Regions from separate parts of the Homo sapiens genome. Here region 1 is linked to region 2. Evidence: read pairs that join two places in POLR2A ChIA-PET (ENCODE). Cell type or tissue: GM12878. All regions are shown on one strand. Links, peaks and the distances in the headings refer to the core of each region. The heading gives the core; the rest is flanking DNA.

Region 1 (8,968 bases), core at 455-8,454, 830 kb after region 2:
GGATATTTTTAAAAGTCAAAACTACCTTTTGATCATTTAAAATGAACCTTAAAATATCAAAAGTTTACAAGTTGGCAAGTTATGAGTAAACAGAGTTCCCAGACTCAGTGTCTCATGCTCACCCTATCTATGCTCCTGAGTCTCACTCACCTATGACCACCCTTTCCCTGACCCATTGTGCCTCCAGGACCCATCCTTGGCCCCTCCCCATTTTTGTCCCCTAACCCCACGGTTGAAGCAGCTTCAACCTGGTCCATGCCAGAAGCGAAATGGTCAACTGTGGCTCTTCCAACACCAGCCCATTGATCTTCCTTCTTTTCCAAGGTGGAAACTCACTCATCCTCCTCATGTGGGGAGCCAGGCCTTCACTCTGAAGGTGGGAATCAAATTGACCTCACCTGCTTTTTGGAGAGCAGTTTGGCCACATATATGGGAACCGATCCTTCCAGAAGGACTACTCAAGGGTGGAAGATGAAAGGTGGAGGAGTGGAGGCTGTTCACTGCAGCCCCAAACTGGAAACAAGTATAATGCCCACCCCTTAGAGATTGGTTAAATAAGGTCCAGCTCATCCACCCATGCAGTGGAATTCTAAGCAGCCCCAAAAATAAGGCACAGGGCCAATATGAAGAGACTAGGAAGATGCCCTTGATATTAAGACAAAAAGGGAAAACAGTCAGTTGCACAATTGTCTGGGCATCCTGAGAAGTACTGTATTGTATAATCCCATCTTTCTAAAAACATTCTCTACATATGCATGCAATACACAGGCACACACATGCGTGTGTACACACACACGTGTATGTATATATATGTGTGTGTGTATGTGTATATATGTGTGTGTGTATATATATAATATTATATATAATATATATTATATTATATATAATATATATTATATAAAATATATATTATATTATTATAATATATATTATATAAAATATATATTATATTATTATAATATATATTATATAATATAATATATATTATATATTATAATAATATAATATATAATATATATATAATATATATACTTTTTTTTTGCCAGTAGTCCTCAGTCAGGGGTGATTTACCCTTTATGGGACATTTGGCAATATCTGAAGATATTTTTGGTTGTCACAACTGAAAGTGACGGTGCTGCTGTCATCTAGTGGCCAAGGATGCTGCTAAAAATCTCACAATGCACAGGACAGCACTTCACAACCCTGATACGTAATAAGAGATATAAGACATGTGAGAGGGGGAGGGAGAGGGAGAGAGGGAGGAAGGCTCAGAGGCAGGAAGAGGAGGAGGAGGAGGAGGAGGAGGAGGGAGGGGCGATGAGAGAAAGGGAAGGAGGAAGGTTTCTAGATTATGCATAAAAAACCAAACAGAGGTGTATAAGCCACCTGTTACAGTGGATAATTCTGGATGGTGGTTTGCAAATAATGTTGCATTTCTAAGTTAAACAATTCTGTATTGTTTGAAATTTTCTCTTACAATGACCTTGCATGACTTTAGTAAGTAGGGGAAAAAATCAATTTTTTAAAAGCTGCCCCCATTTCTCTGAGCAGCATTTCAAGTGTGCCAAGGATGTAGAGACCCCCAACAAGCACACGTGCACACACACACATGCACACAACACATGCACACACACACGCACACACAGAGATCCTGTGTGTTTCAGCTGAGGAGACTGAAACGCAGCAGGAGTGAAAGCTAGGTCAGATGCCACCCATCTCAGCACAACTTCCACCGCCCTTTCAGTTCCTAAAAGGTTGGGGGGAGAGGTGGGCCAAGCTGCTGGTTAAGTCGTCCTCACAAGGTCAGAAATGTACAGATACTGTCTTCACATCTGTTCAAGGGAATGTTGATGAACATTAGGTTCTCCCAGCCCACTGGCCTCTATGGCCTACAGGTGTGAATTAGAAGGGCCACTTCTGGGTAGATTAAATTAGAAAAAGTTGCCCCTTCTGGGTAGCTATGGCTCAGCAATCAAGTGGGGGCTGGATTTCAGCCCATCCATCTACCGCTCTCCTCAGGTGTCTTTGTGCAGTGCACATCCTGAACAACTGCACATGGTGGCCCTAACTCCTTAACATTAAACCAGACATTCTTCACATCCTTGTCTGGGAGAAAAACTAGTCATTGTCTGGGCAGCCCCAAGAAGTATATTTCTGTTCATTCTCCCCCTCCTTGAAACCTGAGAATTTCCATGCTCCACTCCCCAGTGCTATGGAGGGACGCCAAACCAGGCTTAGCCCCAGCCCTGGGGTTGATTTCCCAGCACCTCACACAAATCTGATCTTGGTGCAGTGGAACAGCCCCTGGACCACAGCAGCCTTCGGCAGCTGGTTCTCGACAATTATATCCTGAAGGAGAATCGGAGTAAGGAAGTGCGCGGAGACAGCCTGCCTGAGAAGGTGGATGACTTCAGATCCAGGAAGAAAGTAACCATGTGAGGTGCATGCATGGGGCCACCTTTGCAACATAACCGAAAGAATAAATGTTTTGTTCTGTAGCCTCGTGCCTGTCACACACATTACTAAGGGCTTTGGGTACTGGGGCCACCTCTGGGCTGGGGCCGAGGAGCGAGAAGTAAAAGCGGGAACAGGGAGTGGGAACCATGTGAGTCCATCAAGGCCCCTGGAAACCTCTGAGCTGGAGACCAGCACAGGCCACCCCCAGATATGCAGAGACATGGATGCAGATGCGGTCCACCAGATGTAACAGGGACTAGCCCGGGGGAGGGGCCATGCTGGAGCCAAAGTGTGGATCCTGAGACGCCCCTGGCCACCCGAGGTGTGGCAAACACTCACAAATGGGAAGTGGGAGCTGGGGGCGTGCTGGATCTGCTACTCTGGGTGTGTCTGTGTACATGTGTGTATATCTGTGTTTCTGAGTGTCTGTGTCTCTGTGTGTTTGTATCTATGTGTCTGTATATATGTCTGTGTATATCTCTTTGTGTATCTGAGTGTGTCTCTGTGTCTGTGTGTCCATGTATGTGTGTACCCGTGTGTGTCTCAGTATCTGTGTGCATCTCCATATGTCTCTGTGTCTCTGTTTCTGTGTGTCTCTGCGTGTCTGCACCGGTGTGTGTCTCTGTATATCTCTGTGTCCGTGTGTGTCTCTGCATGTCTGTATCTGCGTGCATCTCCGTATGTCTCTGTGTCTCTGTCTCTGTGTGTCTCTGCATGTCTGCACCTGTGTATGTCTCTGTGTGTCCCTGTCTATGTGTCTCTGTATGTTTCTGTGGCTCTCTCTGTGTGTGTCTCTGTGTGTCCCTATCTGTGTGTCTCTGTGTGTGTCTCTGTATGTTTCTGTGTCTCTCTCTCTGTGTGTCTCTGCATGTCTGTATCTGTGTGCATCTCTGTGTCTCTGTGTGTGTCTCTGTATGTCTCTGTGTGTCCCTGTCTGTGTGTCTCTGCGTGTCTGTATCTGTGTGTGTCTCTGTATCTCTGTGTGCATCTCTGTATGTCCCTGTGTCTCTGTCTCTGTGTGTTCTGTATGTCTCTGCAAGTCTGTACCTGTTCTTGGGATTCTCTTTTTTTTTTTTTTTGAGCCGGAGTTTGGCTCTGTTGCCCAGGCTGGAGTGATCTCAGCTCAGTGAGTGGTGTGATCTCAGCTCACTGTGTATCTGTGTGCATCTCTGTATCTCTCTGTGTGTCTCTGCATGTCTCTGTCTCTGCGTGTGTCTGTCGTGGGTGAGCATGTCACTGTGGAGCTGAGTCCAGGGTGTCTTGCCCAGAACCACGCACTGCCCTGGAGTGTCCTGAGTCCCGCCTTCTTGGTGCCGGACTGCATCTCTGACCACAGGAGCCCGGGTATGAGGCTCTCGGCCTGGACCAACTCTGGAGTGCAGGGAAGCCGTGAGGGGCGAGGGTCACCACAGGGTGTGGGGTGTCCTGGGTCATGGGGATGGGGCCATGACTCCCCTGGGTCCCTGCCCACGCAGCCTGCTTTGAAAGGGGCCCCAGGTCTCTGCAGCCAGGGGACAGTTTCATTCGTCTTGTTAATGGCTCAGCCCTGAGCTCCTCCCACTGTTGTCATTGTCAAGCCTTGAGGACTGGCCCTAACTGTGGCTCCTCTGGCCTCCTGGGTCCTCCTGCCTTCACTGTGACCCCAGCTCCACTCCGTCACCACATTTCAGCTTCTTCCCATCACATCACTGACTTGGGCTGTGTCCTGGGTTCTTGGGTTCTTAGGAGTCTCTCTCTCTCTCTCTCTTTTTTTTTTTTTTTCCGAGACGGAGTTTGGCTCTGTCGCCCAGGCTGGAGTGATCTCAGCTCAGTGAGTGGTGTGATCTCAGCTCACTGCAACCTCCACCTCCCGGGTTCAAGTGATTCTCTTGCCTCAGCCTACTGAGTAGCTGGGATTACAGGCATGTGCCACCATGCCTGGTTAATTTTTGTATTCTTAGTAGAGACGGGGTTTTGCCATTTTGGCCAGGCTGGTCTCGAACTCCTGACCTCAAGCCATCTGCCTGACTCGACCTCCCAAAGTGCTGGGAGGGTTCTTGGGATTCTCTTGAAAACTTGAAGTACCCGAAGTCCACTCCCTGCTTCTTCTTGGGTTTTCCTCTGGGGAATCTTCCCTCCCATCTCCAGGCCATATGGTTCAGGAGGACTCTGATTTCAACCCCAGCACAGGGCTGATCATTTGAGCCAGGCCTGTCCATCAGAGCACTGCCCTTGCCAGTCCATGGTGATTGGCTCAGGGGTGTCAAGTGCCCCAGAGGGATCCCACAAGGCCCTGTTCTGATGTTTGTGTGGAGCTGGAAGAGAGAGGAGTACGCTCTTCTAGGATTGCTGAGGGGCTGGAAAAGGGGCAGGAGCTGCTCTTAATTATTTTGCCACTGCTGAGAGCAGAGCAACGTGACAGAAAACAGAGGCCTCCCCAGCCTCTGAGGGCACTGCCTGGGCTCCTAGGTGCAATTGTGCTTGAAGCCCTTGGACTTCTTAGTTATTTGAACCTATTTCTGTTTTTTTTTTTTTTCCTTTTCTAAGAGACAGAGTCTTACTCTGCCACCCAGGCTGGAGTGCAGTTCACTGCAGCCTCGACCTCCTGGGCTCAAGCGATCTTCCCACTGCAGCCTCCTGGGTAGCTGAGACCACAGGTGCACACCACCATGCCTGGCTATTTATTTTTTATAGAGATTGGATCTCACTATGTTGCCTAGGCTGGTCTCAAACTTTTGGGCTCAAGTGATCCTCCTGCCTCAGCCTCTCAAAGCGCTAGCATCACAGGCGTGAGCCACCACACCTGGCCCTATTTGTTTCTTACACTGGGACTCTTGCAGCCATAACAGACCTGAATGCTTCAACCGTGACTGTGGTCATTCAAAATCAAAGGTCAACTCACATCCAGGCCTGGGCCCCAGACAGAGACAGAAGTCAGTACCACTCCCTCAGTTTGCTAGGGAAGAAGTACAGACAACTTCTACTTTATCTGAAACTAGAAGTCACCCTCTTAGGATTAGCAGGTGTGATTACTGTTGAACGAGCTATGTTCCTACCATGTGTCAGTCCGCTTCCTTCTTGTCACTGTCACTGGCAGGAGAGGCATTCCGATGGCATCCCAAGGGACAGATGTCATGGAAGCAAGGCCCTCTAAATGCTTGAGCTCTTTGGAAGAGAGGGCTTTGGTCATCCAGGTAACATTCCAGGAAAACGTGATCCTTGATAGAAACAGTTCTGAGTGGCTGCAAAGGTCTACCTTAAATAAAGAGTCACCAAGATTCAATAATAATGACTGCAAGGCTGTCACTAGCTCATCTGCCTTTGCCTTCCTTACACAAGGCACTGTTTGTCAGAGAAATGTCGTGACCAAATACACGACCTCCTGTTTATTGGAACATGGCCTCTGGATGGATTTCCAACTGTAGGATGTGCGGCCACGAAGTACCCATAGCCACCCAGGCTGCAAAGAAGATGGAGGTGGATAAATGGGGCAGCCACATGGCTAACAGACAAGGTAGGGACAGAGGCGGTACTCGGGGGAGAGAGATGAGGGCAGGGACCACTCTGCAAAGACGAGCCCAGGGCGCAGCAGCGAGCCCCCTCCTAGTCCTTCTCTTCTCCGTGGGTGATGATGTGCACCAGGTTCTTGTAGTCCAAGTTGCCAGTCACGTCAGGGGGGAAGGCGGCGAACATCTGGTCAACCTGCAATGAGCCAGCAACACGTGCTAAGGACGAGGGGAGGGGAACTGAGACGGAGGGTGGGGGGCTGTGGGCGGGGCCTGAGTGGACGGATAGCTGGGGGGTGGGGGATGGGAACATGGGCCACTCAGAGGGTCCTCCGGGGAAGGACTTCCCCAGCTGCTGCAGGGCCCCCTCGCCCAAGGTCATGCCCTTTCTGGGGCAGCCCACAGCCAGCGGATGGGATTGGTGTGGGGGTATAAAGGCACGGCCATCTCGCCCAACTTGGTACCTCTCAGGAGAGCTGTAGAATAAGCTCCCTCCCTGGGTAGTCAGCAGTGCCGATCTTTGGGCCTAAATCTTGGCTCAACTTCTTCCTTCATGCACTTTTCCTTCCTTGCCCTTCCCTGTTCTTCCTTTCTTGCCCTTCCCTGTTCTTCCTTCCCTGACCCCAAGGGCCCTCCCAAGTAAACATCATGCAGAGATGTCCCTGGAAACCCAGCCTTCCACTGGGATCACAAACTCAAGGGTTCCGAGGGGCCAGGCAGGTTATGCAAGGGAGCAGGATAGGTCCTATGGCTAAATGGAGACACGTGGCCATCTAAAAAGGTGACATGAAGTGACCACAGGGTCCAGGGTGTCAGAAATCTAGATTTTTGTTTTTACACAAAATTTCCCCATTTAAAAAGCATTGGCTAGTTATTATTATTATTTTTTTAAAACATACTGGCTATTCATAGCTAGCACTTATATTGCCCTTGCCACAAGTTCACACTTTCCCCACATTAACATGTCGAATCCTCGCAATCTCCTATGAGGTAGCTTCTATTATTATTCCCACTTTACAGATGAGGAAATTGAGGTGCAGTGAGGTTAAGGAGCTTGTTCAAAGCACACAGCAGGTGGAAAGTGAAGGCAGCCCTTTTAGCTGCTTGAATTTTGGGGGAGGGAAAATCTACATACAATTTTTAGTAAAATGTGGAACTTGATGGAAACAGGCCTGTGAGGCTATGAGGGGAGCATTTAAAATCGACTCATTAAGGTTCACTAATAAGGTTGACGGCACCATTGCTTGCTCATACAGAAGCTTTGGCAAATTAGCAAAAGTGCCCCTTCTACCAAACTCACTACCGCACCACCTGAGTTGAAAAAAAAAAAAATTATTACCAGACACTTTACTGCCAGTTCTGGAAAGCTGTTGCAACAAATACACAGTCTGATGACTTTTATGAAACTGACATTTAGAAGAATTGTTCAGTGCACAACTCACATGACAGTATGTGGCGGCCCTTCACGCCATAATAATGTCATGCTCTAAGCAGGTCTCTATGCATCGTGAGCAAGGCAGAACCTGCAGTCACGCAGACCTAGGTTTGAATCTAGGTCCTGGCATTTACTATTAGTGTTGTTATTTTATTTTATTTTTGAGACAGAGTCTTGCTCTGTTGCCCAGACTGGAGTGCAGTGGCATGATCTTGGCTCATTGCAACCTCTGCCTCCCGGGTTCAAGCGATTCTCGTGCCATGCGTCAGCCTCCTGAGTGGCTGGGAATACAGGCGTCCACCACCATGCCCAGCTAATTTTTGTATTTTTAGTAGAGACAGGGTTTCCTCATGTTGGCTAGGCTGGTCTCAAACTCCTGGTCTCAAGTGATCCTCCTGCCTTGGCCTCCCAAAGTGCTGGGATTACAGGTGTGATTATTGTTATTTTAGATGAGTGACTTTACTTCCCTGGGTCTCAGTTTGCCTATCTGTAAAATGGCAGTTATGCCAGTCCCTACCTCATAGGGTGGCAGAGAATGAAATGAGGCCAGGCCTCAGAAGACGATAGCTGGTTCTCTGTCAGTGTGGGGTCAGGGGTGCTTTAGACGAGAGGGGAGACGGAGCCCCCCAGAAGGAGAACCCAGGAGCTGGGTTAGAGGGAGTGCTTGAAGGACCCCATTACCTCCTCCTTGGAAAACCTCTCCGCCTGCGTGGTCAGCATTTCCCGAACGCTGCAGAGAAAGGAAAGCAGGTGTTGGTGTCAGTTGTGTGTGTGTAGGGGGGACAGGGGGCAAGCAGGGAACCCCCTTCCTCCCCCACAGACCCCACTCACTAATCAGCCTTCAGCACCCCTTTGCCTTCAGGGTCAAACACTTTGAATGCGTTGAGAATGGTTTCCTCAGGGTCCGCTCCTGAAACGGAACACAGGGCTTACATGTACTGGGGGTGGCTGGGAACCACTGGCACCCCAGGCAGCAGGGCCCAAGTTCCCCCAGAGATGAAGGGGCCAGAGCAAGGCTGCTTTGCATGGAGGAAAAAGACCCTGCTTTCGTCTGATCACTGAGCCTCTGTATTTCGAAGAGAGGGCTGAGAACCCAAGGTCAAACATCATCTAGATTTGAAAGCCTGGGATTCAAATCTTAACCCTGGCACTTGCTAGCCATGTGGCCTCAGACAAGGGACTTTCTGTCTCTTAGTCTCAGTTCCCCATCTGTAAACTGGTGATAAGAATAGAGCATACCTCCTAGTTGCTATTAAGTGGGGTAATGCATATAAAGTGGTTAGCATGAGGTCTGACTTAGGTTAAGTCTTGGAGCAATGTTAGTTGCTGTGTTTTTGTTTTGTTTTGTTTTGTTTTGAGACAGAGTCTCACCTTGTTACCAAGGCCGGAGTGCAGTGGCACAATGTCAGCTCACTGCAACCTCTGACATCCCGGTTCAAGGGATTCTCCCGCCTCAGCCTCCTGAGTACCTGGGACTACAGGTGCACACCACCATGCCTGGCTAATTTTTTTGTGTGTTTTTAGTACAGATGGGGTTTCACCATGTTGGCCAGGTTGGTCTTGAACTCCTGACCTCAAGTGATCTGCCCGC
Region 2 (8,968 bases), core at 600-8,599:
CTTATCTCACAGAGCTCAAGTGCAGGAAATGTGGCCCAACCTCATGAGAACCTATTAATAGAATCAGAAACTAAACTGTCCTGAGCTGAAGTTGCTCTTTCAGTTTGAAACTGCGTGGGCCCGCCTCTGTTTGTCTCTCTGTGCGCCCATTGTGAGTCTCTGTAAACAATGGATTCCTCTGTTTCTCCCAGGGCACGTGGTCCAACACTGCCTTCAAGGTTAGGTGTCCACAGTTCGAGTGCAAGCCCAGATCCACTATCCAGTTCCGGAATTCAAGGGGAATGATTGGCCTAGTTATTTATCCCTAGTCCAATCAGCTATGGCTGTGGGCGGGGCCACAAACAAACATGGCGTCAAGCGCTGACGTCCATGAAGGGAGAAGACAGGGAGAAAGGAGGAAGAAGAAAAGGAAGGAGCGAGAGAGAGAGAGAGAGAAAGAAGAGAGAGAGCTCTCAGAGAATAGAGGCTAGGGGACTGCTGATTAAATACCCCAATTCCCTCAGGTGGGACAGCACTGAGGCAGGTCTAGGCAGTCTCCAGGGGACCCTAGTGGGACAGAGCCCAGATGCCCACAGCGATGACCTGCCCTTCCTTTTTTAATTCCACCCCCCTCCGCTCCCACCCCCGAGATGGAGTCTCGCTCTGTTGCCCCGGTTGCAGTGCAGCGGCGCCACATCGGCTCACTGCAACCTTCCCCTCTCGGGTTCAAACGATTCTTCTGCCTCAGCCTCCCCGAGTAGGTGGGGATTACAGGCGCCCTCCACCACGCCCGGCTAATTTTTGTATTTTTAGTAGAGACAAGGTTTCACTATGTTGGCCAGGCTGGTCACGAACTCCTGACCTCAAGTGATCCAACCACCTCAGCCTCCCAAAGTGCTGGAATTACAGGCGTGAGCCACCATGCCTGGTCGTGACCTGCTCTTTAGTGCTTCCTGTGTCGATTGCCTTCCCTTCCCTGCCTCCCTTCCCCATGCCTCTTCCTGGGTCACCTCCCAACAAACTACATTCACCTGAACCTCGTCCAGCCGTTATGTGCTGGTGTTAAGGAGTCTGTCTGGAATTTTCCCTGAGAGCAATAAGTGGGTTTATAAACAAGGGTGTGGCATGATCTCATTTGCAACTCAGAGCACTCTGGCTGCACCCTGGAAAATGGGCAGAAAGGGCAAGAGTGGAGACAGGGTCCTGCCCAGGGAAAGGGTACAGTGACATGGAGGGGGACTGAAGACAGCTCCTTAAAGGACACCAACATCAAGGAGACTAAGCTGAGGCACTAGGGAGGAGAGGAAGACCAGGAGACAGTGAGTATCCAGAGGCCACGGGATGAACACTTCACAAGTAAGCCGGTGGCCAAGGAGATATTAAGAGCGATGGTAAAGCTGTGAAATTAAAGCCGCTCTAGTAAGGGACCTGACAGATAAATTACTGGAACAGAATGGAGTCAAGTATTAAACACGAAGATAGGTGGAACCCGGGTGTGGTGGCTCACACCTGTAATCCCAGCACTTTGGGCAGCCAAAGCAGCAGGATTGCTTGAGCCCAGGAGTTCAAGATCATCCTGGGCAACAGAGGGAGGCCCTGTCTCTACAAGATATAAAAATAAATCAGCCAGTGGTGGTGCACGCCTGTGGTCTCAACCACTCGGGAGGCTGAGGTGGGAGGATCGCTTGAGCCCGGAAGGTCAAGGCTGCAGTGAGCCATGTTCATGCCACTGCACTCCAGCCTGGGCAACAGAGTGAGACTCTGTATGCAAAAAAAAAAAAAAAAAAAAAAAAAAAAAAGTAGGAACTTAGTGTGTGATAAAAACATTTAAATCAAGGGAGAAATAAATTCCTCCAGATAGGATCTTTAAACAATTGGCTACTCATTTAGGGGAGGTCCGAGGGAGAGGAAAATGTACTCAAACTTTACAGATTTGAAAAGATGTGTAACTTTTCAAAATATAAAGTGATAGAACTGTCATAGGTAAACTGAGTCCTTTCCTTATTTTATATCACTTGCAAAGAAAGAACACCAAAATTGGAAAAAAAAAAAAGGCCAGCTGGATTTATTCTCTGGCCAGAGAAGGAGAAGGAGTGACCTCTCACTCCAGAAACACCTCCTCCTCCCCAAGCTGTGGAAAGCTGGAGAATTTTAAAGAGTTAGATATGGGGTGGAAAGGTTTGTAAGTCTGTGCAGGGAGGAACTTTAGATGCGCAGGCACAAACCATAAACATGTGTCTTCATACGATGCATGGTCAGAAAATAGTAATTTTCTTCTATGGGTGGGGATTTTAGTATTATAATAATAAGTTAATGATCTAAAGATAACAAGGAGTCCCTGATTCTGGTTTGCTCTGGTTTCCAGCAGGCCTTACCTTCCTCTGATAATTGGTGAAACATTTTGAAGCTCCCAGGGCATCTAGAGTCCTTGTAAACTAGCATACCTAGAGGTAAAGAGACTGAAAGAAACTGTTTAAGAAATGACATAGAGCTTTTGCAGTTATCGACCACTTAAGAAAATAATGAATATTCAGCTGTTTTGCTCTCTCAGCTATTTCTCCAGGACTGCCCCAACAAGAGTCTCCAAAAGTGAGCAAAATCAGCTACACAAAATGGGACATGCAAGTTACCATTCTATTTGTATTGCACACATTTTGCATTAAAGATAGAAAATGCAAACAAAGATAACTGGACACCCTTTGAAATTACTCAACTGATGATGACACCTCACTCTCCTCTACCTGGCTGGTGTTCCATACTTCTTCCCACAGACTCTGTGAACATGTCCGTACCAGCGGGGCTTTACAGCCACGATACAAGGCTTTTCTTCTTTTTTTCTTTTTTTTCTTGAGATGGAGTCTCGCTCTGTCGCCCAGGCTGGAGTGCAGTGGCACAGTCTTGGCTCACTACAAGCTCTGCCTCCCAGGTTCACGCCATTCTCCTGCCTCAGCCTCCTAAGTAGCTGGGACTACAGGCGCCCGCCACCATGCCTGGCTAATTTTTTTGTATTTTTAGTAGAGACGGGGTTTCACCGTGTTAGCTAGGATGGTCTCGATCTCCTGACCTCGTGATCCGCCCAAAGTGCTGGGATTACAGGCGTGAGCCACCGTGCCTGGCCAAGGCTTTTCTTCTCTGTCGGGTGTGCAATGTTCCAGCCGTGGTTCACTGTGGTTTCTTTCTTGATAACTGCCATGACTAAAACAACATGTCAAAGCAATATTATTTTCCTCTATATTTCTCCAGGGCTATTTCTCAGTGAATGTGCCTTTTTAACTCTCTCTTGCTTCCTTCTCATCACCTAATTCAGAATGCTTTTTCTTTTCAGACCGAGTTTCGTTCTTGTTGCCCATGGGAGTGGAGTGCAATGTCTCAGCTCACTGCAACCCCCGCCTCCTGGGTTCAAGTGATTCTCCTGCCTCAGCCTCTCAAGTAGCTGGGATTATAGGAATGCGCCACCACGCCTGGCTAATTTTGTATTTTTAGTAGAGATGAGGTTTCTCCCTGTTGGTCAGGCTGGTCTCGAACTCCCGACCTCAGGTGATCCCCCTGCCTCGGCCTCCCAAAATGCTGGGATTATAGTCATGAGCCACTGTGCCTGGCCCAGAATTCTTAAAATAAGTTGATCAAGAGTCTATTGCCTAGTGATGTCAGAGGGTTAGCAGAAACCCCCGTGCCTTGGTATCTAAAAATGTTTTTCTTTTAGTTATGCTAAACTGGTGCTGCCTAATAGGGTGGCTACTCACCCCATGTGGCTACTTCAATTTAAATTAATTAAAATGAAATAAAATTTAAAATTCACTTCTTCAGTTGTACAAGCCGTATTTCAATAGCCACATGTAGCTAATGGCTACCATATTGAACAGCAAAGACATACAGAACTTGCCTACCATTGTAGAAAGTTCAACTGGACAGTGCTACAACATCTGTGGGATAGAAGAAAAGGTGAGTTTAGTTGCAAATAAGCAAGTAAGGTAAGGGTAGTCCCAATCAGATAGATGGCATCTATTTTGTGTGAAGTCTTGTGCTCACGCCCATAGTCCCAGCTACTTGGGAGGCGGAGGTGGGAGGATCACTTGAGGCCAGGATTTTGAGACCAGCCTGGACAACATAGCAAAATAAAAATAAAAAATATTTTCTTTTCCTTTTTCTTTTTTTTTTTTTTGGAGACACAGTTTCGCTCTTGTTGCCCAGGCTGGAGTGCAGTGGTGCGATCTCGGCTTACTGCAACCTCTACCTCCCGGGTTCAAGCAATTCTTCTGCCTCAGCTTCCCAAGTAGCTGGGATTATTGGCATGTGCCAACATATTCAGCTACTTTTGTATTTTTAGTAGAGATGGGGTTTCACCATGTTGGCCAGGCTGGCCTTGAATTCTTGACCTCAAGTGATCCACCCGCCTCGGCCTCCCAAAGTGCTGGGATTACAGGTGTGAGCCATGAGATGGAGTCTTGCTCTGTCGCTCAGTCTGGAGTGCAGTGGCAAGATCTTGGGTCACTGCAACCTCCACCTCCTGGGTTCAAAGGATTCTCCTGCCTCAGCCTCCTTAGTAGCTGGGATTACAGGCGTGCACCACCACCCCCAGCTAATTTTTGTATTTTTTTTAGTAGAGACAGGGTTTCACCATGTTGGCCAGGCTGGTCTCAAACTCCTGAGTTCAACACAAATATTGAAATAGGAGGCAGGGTAGTCCCAGCCACTTGGGAGGCTGAGGTAGGAGGATCACCTTGAACTCAGGAGGTCAAGACTGCAGTAAGCCATGATTGTACCACTTCACCCCAGTCTGGGCAACAGAGTAAGACCCTGTCTCAAAAAAAAAAAAAGAAAAAGAAAGAGAGAAAGAAAGAAAAAGAAGGAAGGAAGGAAAGGAAGGAAGGAAGGATGGAAGGAAGGAGGGAAAGAATAGAAAAAGAAATAGGAGGCAGAGTTGTCTGATGAGAATGAGAGGAAAGGCAAGAGGGTGGGAAGTGGGATGAGTGTCAAGAAGATTCAAAATAGTTGCTATGGTGAACGGGAGGAGAGCGCCAACAGGGAAAACAGGAATTCCCGGGTGGTGGTAAGAATTAGAGACCATGAATTTGTTATTGCCAGCAGTCTAAGTGACAGATTATGGGAGCAACCTGGGGCCTTCCCACCAACAGGAACGGCCTTCCACCTCCACACCCAGCAACCCACCAGGACTTGCCAAGTGGTTCACATAATTTTAAGGTATGTCATCATTGGTGTCTACTGTTTGTTATGGTGTCAACATGTGTTACTGGGACTGTAACTAGCCAGGCCCAAGATACAGCAGCAAAAGGCTGATTCTGTTGCTCTGCCCATAGATCACCCTTTCCTGGGACTTGCATCCCCTGTCAGGCCACAACATAGAGCAGAAAGCTTTTCTTTGTCCCCTGACTCAACTCAGCCACTGGGAATGACTTGGTTCACTCAGCTTAATCTGGATATACCTACCCTACCTTCTTATAAATGCTGGGTTTATTTAAACCTCAAGATCTCCCCTCTATTCCTCTCTACCCAAGCTGAATACCCATGCTATCCTTGGGAAATTCAAAAAATACCTGTTTCCTAGTCAAGATAGCTGGCCATTTTACATAACAACCCAGGTCTTCTGCAACCCTAAACAAAGGCTGGAGATAGATGAGGAAAACTAAGGCTCTCCTAATGGTGGAGGGTAGAGAGACGTCTGAGGTTTCTGGAGGACTGAGGACCTGTTGTCTTCTCCACCAGTCTAACCAGAACAGGTATAAACATCATGGAAGGAAATTTACATTGATCCAGGACTGGGCTTTTGCCACAAGTTGCAAATTATGTTATTTAGGGTGCTTTTGTGTGAAAGTAGCAGAATGCCTGACTCAAGCTGGCTTAAATATGAAATAAATGGTTATTTCATGTACTAGGATATCCTGGGGCAAGATAAGCTTCAGAGTGTGTTGATTTAGTGGCTTGACAACATAGTCAAGGATCTGGGTTCTTTCTTTCTCTCTGTACTGCCACCCTTGTTGTTGGGTTCGTCCTCAGAAAGAAAGATAATCAATTCTTTTGTCTCTTTCATGGGAAAATCTTTCCCAGAGTCCCTTTCGTCCCACCTCACTCTACCCTCTAGTGCTAGAAGTGAGTCACACGCCTGTTCCTCTCCTGACAAAAGACAGGGAATGACCATGACCTGCTTGGACCAACCATCTGGGTTGGAATGGATGTCGGGGAGTCGTTCACAACATCCATGCCTGGATATAGCAAAGATCATGGAATCTAGGCTGGATGGGAAAGGAATTGGAGGAAGGAGGGTCCTGAGAGGGAGAAAGTGGAAGGGCCAAGGGATTCTGTAGTTCAAAGAACTGCTAAGCTGGAATGACCAAAAGAACAGAAGGTGCAAGCCTGTGATCAGAGAAATGTGAGACTTTAGAGGAAGATTTTTTCCAGGAGAAACCAAGGTCCAGGACATGGTCCAGGGAAATGGTGGCTAAAGCAGAGTGGAGGTGAAGGTCATTGGAATAAGAAGGGACAGGAGCTGAGGGGCCAGGAGTTCGGCCAGGTCCTAGGTCATTAAAGTCACCAGTATGGCAGTAGGAACTGGGGTGAGAAGGATAAGCCAGTTGCCAAAGCCCTTTGAGAATAAGGGTTGATAGGTTGGTTGACTGATTGATGAGTAGGCATCATCAATGAGAGGGCACAGAAGGTGGTACAGCCAGATGCCAGGAGCCTCAGCACTTACTCAAGATGGAGGACTATGGATCTAGTAATAGAGGTGTGGAGGACAGAGGACACCATGGGGTTGGGAGAAGGACCACCATTCCCTGGTAAGGGCTTCAAGGACTATCAGGGAAGAGCCAGGGCTTACTTAGGGCAGGAAGTAGAGGGAACTGTTTGTGCAGAGGTCATGACCTTAAAAATAAAGAGCACGCCCCACTCTTCCTTTACTCCATCTCACAGGCTGGAATGAGAATCTGTAAGTGAGCCACCTTTGACCCAGAATTTGGGAACTCATACCCCTCACTTGCTAGTTGGTAATAGAAGCACGCTTGAAACAGTCCTTCCCACGTGTCCATTAATCCCGAGAGCTTGTCAGTCTCAGGGGTGTAGCAGACACTCTTAATTGCCCATTCAAAATTCATTCTAAGTGGGGCATGGGAGCTCATGCCTGAAATCCCAGCACTTTGGGAGGCAGGAGGATCCCTCGAGCCCAGGAGTTCAAGATCAGCCTGGGCAACATAATGAGACCCCTTTTCTCTATAAAAAATAGAAAATATAGCCAGGTGGAGGCAGGGCGTGGTGGCTCATGCCTGTAATCCCAGCACTTTGGGAGGCTGAGGTAGGTGGATCACCTGAGGCCAGGAGTTTGAGACCAACCTGGCCAACATGGCCAAACTCCGTCCCTACTAAAAATACAAAAAATTAGTTGGGTGTGGTGGTGGGCGCCTGTAATTCCAGCTACTCGGGAGGCTGGGGCAGGAGAATCGCTTGAACCCGGGAGTTCTAGACAGGTCTCACTGTATCAGCCCAGGCTGATCTCGAACTCATGAGCTCAAGCAATCCTCCCATCTCAGCCTCCCAAAGTGCTGAGATTACAGGTTTGAGCCAGTAGGCCTGGCCCCTACATCTTTCTTTAGAAGCCCCACAACAAATTTCCTCTCGTGTTTCATAGCCATACACTTGTTTTCATACCCATTCACTGCAGAGCCTGCAGTGAATCGAGATTGCACCACTGCACTCTAGCCTGGGTGACAGAGCGAGACTCTATCTCAAACAAAAAAAAAAGAAAAAGAAAAAATAGCCAGGTATGGTGGCATGCACCTACGGTCCCAGCTACTCTGGAAGCTGGGTGGCAGTTGGTGGGGGATCATTTGAGCCCAGGAGGTGGAGGCTGCAGTGAGTGCTGAGTGAGACCCCCTCTATAAACAAACAAACAAACAAACAAACAAACCATTCTATTTTCCTTGTTAACAGAATCCCCAATTTTATTCAGGTTTTAAACTCTTGAGAAAGACAACATCATCCCCAATTCAGGAATATCATGTTAGTCCCATTCTACTTGTGGGTGACTGGTGTAGGAATGGGTATGAAAACAAGTGTATGGCTATGAAACACAAGAGGAAATTTGTTGTGGGGCTTCTAAAGAAAGACGTAGGGGCCGGGCTTACTGGCTCAAACCTGTAATCTCAGCACTTTGGGAGGCTGAGATGGGAGGATTGCTTGAGCTCAGGAGTTTGAGATCAGTCTGGGCTGATAGTGAGACCTGTCTATAAAAAATTTTTAAATTAGCCAGGCGTGGTGGTGCATGCCTGTTGTCGCAGCTACTTGGGAGGCTGAGGTGGGAGGATCACTTGAGTGCAGGAGTCTAAGGTTGCAATCAGCTATGAACACATCACTGCACTCCAGCCTGTCTGACAGACTGAGATCCTGTCAAGGAAGGAAGGAGGGAGGGACAGAGGAAAGGAAGGAAAGAAGGCAAGAAGGCAGGAAGGAAGGAAAGAAGGAAGGAGTCATTCCTAAGAAACAGATGCGAGAAGAGATGGTCTTTCTGAAATGACATGCTCTGGATGGCAGAGCAGAATGATGGTAAGAACTTGGTTCGAACAATTGAGTTAACTAATTCAGGAGCTACCCTACTTTGGGACTTCTTTTTTTATTTTTTATTTTTATTTTTTGAGACAGAGTCTCGCTCTCTTGCCCAGGCCAGAGTGCAGCGGCACAATCTCGGCTCACTGGGGATAATGCTGCTATAAACATGGTTCTGCAAATTCCTGTTCATGTTTCTGCTTTCGATTCTTTGGAGATATAGCCAGTAGTAGAATTGCTGGGTCTTGTGGTAATTCTATATTTAAGTTTTTGAGGAAACAAGGTTTTTTTGGGTTTTTTTTTTTGAGACAGAGTCTAGTTCTGTAGCCCAGGCTGGAGTGCAGAGGCGTGATCTTGGCTCACTGCAACCTCTGCCTCCCAGGTTCAAGCGATTCTCATGCCTCAGCCTCCTGAGTAGCTGGGATTACAGGAGTGT

What was found. ChIA-PET counts read pairs that join two places held together with the same protein. Peaks named below come from ENCODE experiments on the same cell type or tissue, not always from the same donor. Only the 100,000 strongest peaks of a DNase experiment are listed, where the experiment ranks them.
Region 1: POLR2A ChIA-PET joins it to region 2 with 6 read pairs; 2 of 35 experiments call an interaction of 5 or more read pairs at or near these places.

Annotation. Positions count from the first base shown.
Region 1 is chr12:110,905,038-110,914,005 of GRCh38, forward strand. CCDC63 (coiled-coil domain containing 63) reads left to right here. Exons shown (of 12, transcript NM_152591.3): 12 at 2,294-2,498. The coding sequence ends at 2,439. It overlaps MYL2 (myosin light chain 2), which reads right to left. Exons shown (of 7, transcript NM_000432.4): 5 at 8,209-8,287; 6 at 8,059-8,107; 7 at 5,808-6,138. The coding sequence ends at 6,040. Among named protein-coding and RNA genes, the nearest start is that of MYL2, 11 kb to the right of the region's middle. In GM12878, for the core only: a CTCF peak has its summit at 1,151 (motif pointing left); DNase peaks (open chromatin) are centred at 1,184 and 1,674; H3K4me3 peaks cover 1,113 bases; H3K27ac peaks cover 3,202 bases.
Region 2 is chr12:110,079,640-110,088,607 of GRCh38, forward strand. LOC105369976 (a long non-coding RNA gene) reads right to left here. Exons shown (of 3, transcript XR_945334.2): 3 at 3,058-3,174. Among named protein-coding and RNA genes, the nearest start is that of C12orf76, 36 kb to the left of the region's middle. RefSeq lists a cis regulatory region at 1-616 and an enhancer at 98-227. In GM12878, for the core only: no CTCF peak of the experiment used is centred there; no DNase peak of the experiment used is centred there; H3K27ac peaks cover 331 bases.